Regions from separate parts of the Mus musculus genome. Here all the other regions are linked to region 1. The links are chromatin loops, found by intact Hi-C in ENCODE. Cell type or tissue: heart. All regions are shown on one strand.

Evidence for each region. Hi-C counts contacts between places; a loop is a spot of excess contacts. Peaks named below come from ENCODE experiments on the same cell type or tissue, not always from the same donor. Only the 100,000 strongest peaks of a DNase experiment are listed, where the experiment ranks them.
Region 2: it touches region 1 in a loop (2.3-fold over the local background); 3 of 42 quality-filtered maps call a loop at or near these places.
Region 3: a loop joins it to region 1, with 2.6 times the contacts of the local background. A loop is called at or near these places in 3 of 42 quality-filtered maps.

What each region holds. Positions count from the first base shown.
Region 1 is chr13:110,537,107-110,539,606 of GRCm38, reverse strand. No RefSeq gene overlaps it. Among named protein-coding and RNA genes, the nearest start is that of Gm32990, 30 kb to the left of the region's middle. In heart, no CTCF peak of the experiment used is centred here; a DNase peak (open chromatin) is centred at 1,266; H3K27ac peaks cover 2,160 bases.
Region 2 is chr13:110,689,580-110,692,079 of GRCm38, reverse strand. No RefSeq gene overlaps it. Among named protein-coding and RNA genes, the nearest start is that of Gm33172, 7.0 kb to the right of the region's middle. In heart, no CTCF peak of the experiment used is centred here; a DNase peak (open chromatin) is centred at 1,049; H3K27ac peaks cover 639 bases.
Region 3 is chr13:110,682,428-110,684,927 of GRCm38, reverse strand. It overlaps Gm33172 (a long non-coding RNA gene), which reads right to left and starts at 1,050. Exons shown (of 3, transcript XR_382906.3): 1 at 824-1,050; 2 at 49-143. In heart, no CTCF peak of the experiment used is centred here; a DNase peak (open chromatin) is centred at 1,167.

The DNA of each region.
Region 1 (2,500 bases):
TTTTTTTTTTTTTTTTTTTTTTAGTTTATTGAAAATCAAGACATGAATACTGTATTTACATCCTTTCCATCCCCAGAGCTCTCGACTCTGCTCACCCCAGGCCTCCCACGACCATGGAAACTCTTGGCCTCTTCTTTATTTTTGTGACATATGCCTCTGTGTGTGTGTGTGTGTGTGTGTGTGTGTGTGTGTGTGTGTGTGTGTATGTACAGCCAGCTGAGTCCATTTAGTGTTGCTCACTAGGAATTATTTGTTTAAGGGCAACCAAGTAGGATTGGATGATCCATCAAAGCTCTTTCCCAGAGAAGACAGATAATCCCTCTCTTAGTAGCAATTAATTGTCTGTAGCTCATTTAGGGGTGAGGCCTTGTGATATTTACACTGTCTGTGTTGGTATGTCAACTTGTGCCATTGGGCAGGTCATGCTTAGGCAGCCACCGTGTTATGATTTTGTGGGTGAAGCACTGTGTCATATCCAATATACCCCATTTCAAAGCTTGTCTCCTGGTCCTCAGGCTCTTGCAATCTTGCTGCCCCCTGAACCTTAGGTGGTCCCACTGTAATGGTCACCATCTGCTGCAAAAAGAAGTTGCTTTAAAGAGGGCTGACAGCTACATGATTCTGTAGGTATAAGGCTGAATTGACGGCTGAGAGCTGCACTATTCTGTGGTTATAAGGATGGTCATTGACTTAAAAACATCACTCTTAACTGGCCTTCATTTCTTCAGGTCCTGTTCCTTGTACTTTTCTCCCCTTCTCAACCCTTGGTTCCCCGATAATACTTATGATACAAAGGCCAGTGATGCAGGCAATACCAACATTTTCATTTGAGATTGTAATTCTAAGGAATGAATTTGGGGAAGGGAAGGCCAGAGATTAGCCTGGTTGTAGTACTTCCCCGTTTGCACTGGATAGGAGGCACCATGATATATCTGAAATCATACTCTCTGAAGTAATTCGTAAAGGGAAAATGCGCTGGTAACTAGGAAACAATAAAGGTTTTGTTGTCTTCCCTTGTTCACATTCCCTTGAGTTTTGTATTAACCAGCCTTTCACTACCTTTATCCTATTAGAGCAAATGATCGTCTTATTAATTAAAGACAGCTACAATCTGAAAAGTATTAACATGGGGACTGTGTATGAGTCAGAGTAAACACAGGGGCTCTGTTGTCCTGGGCATCAGTGTTGCAGTTCTCTCTTAAGTAAGGGAGTTGAGCAGCCCCAGCAAGCTTCCCTTGCGTCACTGCTGCAGCCTGTTTCCTGCTCACCCTGGCCTTTGTCTAACCCAGATCAGGGGTTGGCAATTGTCTACCCGTGTGGATACAGATGTTTCATAACAGCTTCCGTCTTCTGCTCCCTGACTGCCGGTATCATGAACAAAGTTGCAATGATGACCTCTGATTTTTCCATGGGGACTAAAGTGCATATAGATAAATTTGGCACTGCCTTTAAGTAGTTTTCCATGAGCACTGAAGGGGTAGATGCGAAGTGCAAGCCGACTTTGTTAACTGTGCTGAAATAATCACATACTTTGGAAACAATGTCAAATATCTTGGCACAGCCCTTGATCTGTTTCTTTGTAGCGTGCCTGACATCTAGGACCTCTTGACACAGTGTATCTCTAAAATCAGGGCTGCAGAAGCCAGTGAGCAGGAGGAGAATTGTAGCATAGAGAAACGCCAGGAAAGAAAAGGGTGTTTAAAAAGGGGAGCAATCCTTTCTTTTCTATTAGTAGATTTTCTTTCTTATTTGATGATTGATTTACCTACATAAAATTATTATGGGATAAAACTTGCTTTATTGAATGTAATGCTAGGCAATTTGGAAAGGCCACATAGACTTTTCTTCCAAAGAGACTGTAGGTACATGGCGACTATTATCCGAATAAGGATATCAATGCTAGCAAACTTCCCAAAGTGAGAGATTCAGAATGTGCCAGCCAGAGTGATGAAATACTCTGAGAGCTGTGACAATGGAGAATGTGGCCTTGTGATCAAGAATTAATGTTCTGTGCACAGGAACCCAGTCACACCTGCTTACAGAAAGTTTGTTCAGACATGGAAAAACAATAGCAATCATATGTCATTTAGTTCATCCAGTGAGGACATGAAGGTCCTGCCGTGGGCCTCATTACCAACTTGCTTCACAGTCTTGCTTTTTCTAATGCAACTTGCAAGTTTAAACCTCTTCTATTAGTGCATTAGGGGATTTCTAAGGCAGTTTAAATATATATAACACTTAAAGCCACAGTTTGTACATGTTGCATGATCGGTTTTATATTTGTGCTTTTAAATCAACTAACTGGCCAAAGAAATGAAAAAGAACTAGCAGAACAATCCAAATGAGTCATTTAATTAAGGAATTAATTAATTGAGCTACATTAATATAAAGATCAAGCAGTTATCAGTTTTCTACTTGTGCAAGGCCCACTACTGTTTGGGTATGCACTGAGATGATTGGATATGATGAGTGGTAAACAGACTAGGTTTCTCTATGTGTC
Region 2 (2,500 bases), 150 kb before region 1:
GGCCTAGAGAATTTGTGCTGCCATTCTGTTTCATGATCTTGTACATTCTTTGATAGTTGCACATGTGCAATATAAATGCTATCTGGTTTTTCTCCCTGTTAAGTCGCTGAGATGAGAGGCTTTAAGTTTTAATTCATAGGTCCCATGTGCTTAGTAAGGGTTTGCCATAGGTGAACAACGGACTCATATATTTGAAGGGATGGATAAGTAAATTGGATATGTGTGTATCTGGCTGTATATTATAATGTAGAGTGAAATGAATGATCTGAAACAGATCAAACACATCTGTTTCAGACATTATCAAATAACTTGAACCAGTGGTGTTAGTATAAGAGGGGAAACACATAGATTTAGAGTAAGGTAGACTTGAACTTATCACTCCATTTATCATCCCCCTTTTATCATTCCCTGTTTCGAGCAAGCCATTATATCTCTTTAATAATTACTTACCACATCTCTCAGAGCCCTTTTACCCTCTGTGAGGTATCAGATCGAAGGGGGTAAAGAACATACATAGAGTAGTTAGCAGGTATCCACAGGGTAGCAGTGAGTTCTTCGCGAATGGCAGCTCTCTGCATTAAGTCCTAGTCACAATCAGAAAAGAAGAGTTCTAAAAGCTTTTTAAGATGTTTAACCAGTAGACACACTATGGCCTTTTGTTTAAGCAACATTTATTCTTACAAAACTGTATTCAATGTTCCTGAAGGATTTATCTCCTGTTACGTTGCTCAGTTACCAGTTTTCTTTTCTGGAGGGATTCTTTTTCCCTGTGATAAATAATTTGTGTTAGCTGATAGCCACAAATCACTGACTTCCTTTGGAAACTGCTTCATTGATTTCTGAAATGATAACGGACTTATAATGTTCCTATAAATAAACTCATTAAGTCATAAATTGCTCGTGGCAGCACAGGAAACCTCTCTATATGCTGTTCAGGCATCTTCCTTCCCAAAATACACATTTTCCCAAGGGAGACCCAGCCCGGATCTATTATCCTAAGTACGGCTGGAGCAGAGCCATGAGTCAGAGGGCAACTTTCCAGTTCCTCGTCCTTTCTGAATTCATTATCGTGGGCAGGTTTCCATTGGAATGTGATGGGTTAGAGTGTTTTACAACACAAGATCATTACTTGCCAGGGGATTCTTCTGTTATTAGAGTCCGAACTCTCCAAAGAACCTCCAGTGAAATATGTCAGGTCCGGAAATGAAGGTGACATCCACAGATTCAGAAAGGATAACAATTATAAATAAAAAAGAAAGAGTGTAATGTGTCCAGTGCTTTCTAGTACCCACCAGGTCCCCTGCACTCTGCTTCTTGGATGTGTTCCCACGTTGGCTTCACAATCTGAGACAACAGAAGCCCCAGGTTGCCAGATGGTAAGTTTAATTCACTGCATATCAAGCTCTACCACACAGAGCCAACTCAAAGCTACATCAATTTTGACACCTCTCCCTGGAATGAGGTCCTGGTAGAGGGAGGGGTAATCGTAACTTCCTTGAAGTGAACATTTACTAGGAACCACTCACTCTCTGGATTTACTAGGGATGTTAATAGTGAAATTCAGTTTTATTTGACATATTGCCAGCGCTTGCTTCATACCCATACCACCACTGACCATACTTCCCTTTGCATTTTATTTCATTGTTTAATTTATTTGTTAATTGAACTATAATTTCATCACCTCCCCTCTGCTTTGTCCTCCCTCCAACCTTTCCCATGTCCCTCCCCATTCTGTCCAAATTGATGGCCTCTTTGAAAAGTAGATAGTAGATAAATAGATATACATAGATGTGCAAATATGTAAGTGCAATCGTCTGAGTCCATCTTTGTTGCTTGTGTATATATGATTCCAGGGAAGACCACTATGTATTGCCTAACCAATTCAGGAGTGATCACTTGTTTATAGTTCTTTGTTTCGAGGCAGAGCCCTGAGAAATCTTCTCCCTTCTGTGTTAGCACGCCTATTGATACTGTTATTGTTCAGATCTTCTAGTATCCCTACTGACATTGTCATTGTTTAGGTCTTACATAGAGTCATGTCTAGGAGACCCAATCTCATAGGAGACTTTCTGGGTCTCTGGCTCTTACAATCTTTCTGCCTTCTCTCATGCAATCTTAACTTTTAAAATTTTTTTCTTCTCTTGAAAACTCCCTGTTCAGTCTCATTCCCCATATTTTAACTGGATTATTTGATTTCTTGACTGAGAGGTAAATAGCTCACAAAGATTCTTTCTTGCTCTGTGGGTGTTTTCTTCATTACACTGAAGTTTCCTTAGTTATGCAGATGCTTTTTAGTTTTATGAGGTCCCAGTTGCCAATTGCTGGCCTTCATTCTTTAGTGAATGGGGTCCTAGTAAGAAATTCTTTTTCTATGTCTATGCCTGGTAATATGTATATAGCTTCCTGTGTGTTCTCCCAATTTCAGCTTTTACATCGAGGTTTTTAATCCAGTGGGTGTTCATTGTTGTGTAGAGAGATAAGTACAGGTCTAATTTCTTCA
Region 3 (2,500 bases), 150 kb before region 1:
ACTTGCCACCCAAAGAAGAAAGAGAAAAAAAGTGACGAGGCCACATACCTTCCCCTAAAATCCTGTCAGGCCTAGAATTTCCCCGTGCGTGTCCTTGCTGAAAGGGTAAAACAGGGCTGGCTGGCAGTGGACAGTGAGATGCTCTGAGGGATAAAAGCAACACAGGAGTTTGGACAGAACTCAGCATGTCTCAACATTCTGGAAAAGACGAACCTATACACAGAACACATGAGTTTCAAAGGCTAAAGGCCTGAGTATGATGTACTTCCTAATTTAACAATAGTGACTTCCTTATAAGAGTTAAACAATTCTTTTCCCTTTAACATTAGCAGAAATAACATACTTACAGACTTGTGTGACTCATTAGTTTAAGACTCGCCCAGAGAAGACGACAATCTCCTCTCAGTGTTTCAGGTTCTTGATCAGACTCAGGAGTCAGAACTTAACTTACTCTGTTGGGCTCCTGGGGACTCTTCATGCTGTGGCTAGCTGTGAGCATCTTGAGCAAACTTCCAGCCCTCTCTGCTTTTAAGGCCATCCCAGGGCAGATGGGGACATGTGATTAGAAAGTTGTGGGCTTGCAAAGTGGCAAGGTAGAACACATGGCAGAGAGGGGCATCTAATTTGTTTGTTAGGTGGTAAACAGCTCTGAAATATTTTGAGACAAGGGTCCCTATTTAACATTAATATATTATTATACAAAGAGTGTTATGATGGTAATTCGTATAATGCTAAAATACAAACATAAGAAATGAGGGAATGTATTTTTAGTCATCCGATGCTAACATGTCAAACCATACAAAAGAAGTAAGAGATTTGTTACCTGTTCGTTGGAAATGGCAGTTACGCCTGCATTTAATAGGCTTCAGCCATTGCGGGATGTTTAAACGCCTTCTTATGAGATAAAGCAATCTTACAGATGCATAAAATTATGCTGCCCACATTCTTTTGGTGCATTGAATCTATGTTTAGCTTGTACTGAAAGGAAATAGCGGCTTGGCTGTGTACACTGTACTAAGGTTTATATTGTAAGCTTTCAAAAGAAAAAAAGTGTGTATTTCCTCTCTGCCAACCCAGTCTTCCTCATTGTATGAAGAAGCTGTATGGGGGATGGGTTTCATGACACAATGGTTGCAGCTAATCATCTTCCCTTGTAGGTGATGCACGTCCGGTCAGATGTGGGAGATACAGATCCGCCTTAGTGATAGACAGCTAGGGAAACGGTAAACAAAGCTGTTAAATCTGGAGGCATGTCTAGAAGGTATGGTACATCCCGAGGTGTTTATATTCTCAGATAGAAACTGCCCCATGGGAATAGCCTCATATGATGGTAAAGATAAAAGCTAATAATAACTGCACGGTTTTCCATAAATTACGGAGGTCTTTCCAAACCCTGTTTCCTTCCGCTGATGTGTGTGTGTGTGTGTGTGTGTGTGTGTGTGTGTATTTCTGTCCTGCAGGCATCATCAACAGGAAGAACAAGATGTAAACTCTGGAGGTGGCAGTGTAGCATCAGACAGAGCATACCTTTGAGAAGCAGGAAGCTCTTCCAGGAAGAGGGGGGCTGTGGATAGCCCCACTTCTTTGCAATTGTTTCTACAGAGTGACTGTAAAACATCTCGGGGAAAAGGATTCTGGTTTGGGAGGAAGAACTTGAGACAGATGAAAGCTTAATCAGCCTCCAAACGCTGACACCATTGCATACGCCAGCAAGATTTTGCTGAAAGGACCCTGATATAGCTGTCTCTTGTGAGGCTAAGCCAGGGCCTGGCAAACACAGAAGTGGATGCTCACAGTCAGCTATTGGATGAAACACAGGGCCCCCAATGGAGGAGCTAGAGAAAGTACCCAAGGAGATAAAGGGGTCTGCAACCCTATAGGAGGAACAACAGTGTGAACTAACCAGTACCCCAGAGCTCGTGTCTCTAGCTGCATATGTATCAGAAGATGGCCTAGTCGGCCATCACTGGGAAGAGAGGCCCCTTGGTCTAGCAAACTTTATATGCCTCAGTACAGGAGAATGCCAGGGCCAAGAAGTGGGAATGGGTGGGTAGAGGAGCAGGGCAGAGGGAGGGTATAGGGAACTTTCTTGTTGTCAAACACCATTACCCACTGAGTAGTCTCATTGACTTGGAGGTAAAACTTTCTTAAGGTTGTACACAGAGTATTATTAAGCCAGGTTGAAAATATCTTCCCTATAAATGTAGGAGTCTTAACAGCTTTACAAAGCAGCGTTTGCTTTATTGACTTCATCACTGTATTACTGTACAGCTAGTACGTGACAGTGCTGTGGGTACTTATGAAAACCTCTTGACCATGGTTCCCAAGTTCTTCACGTTCCTGAAGTCTTAGAACAGATACACGGCCAACAGCAAAGTAAAAACATGGTAGAGAAATTATGTACATACAACAAGTGGTACATGGGACACAACAGGACAATGCAATGAAGCCATTGCAGGAAGGGCAGTGGGTAGAATGGAAGTTCACTTTAAAAACAATG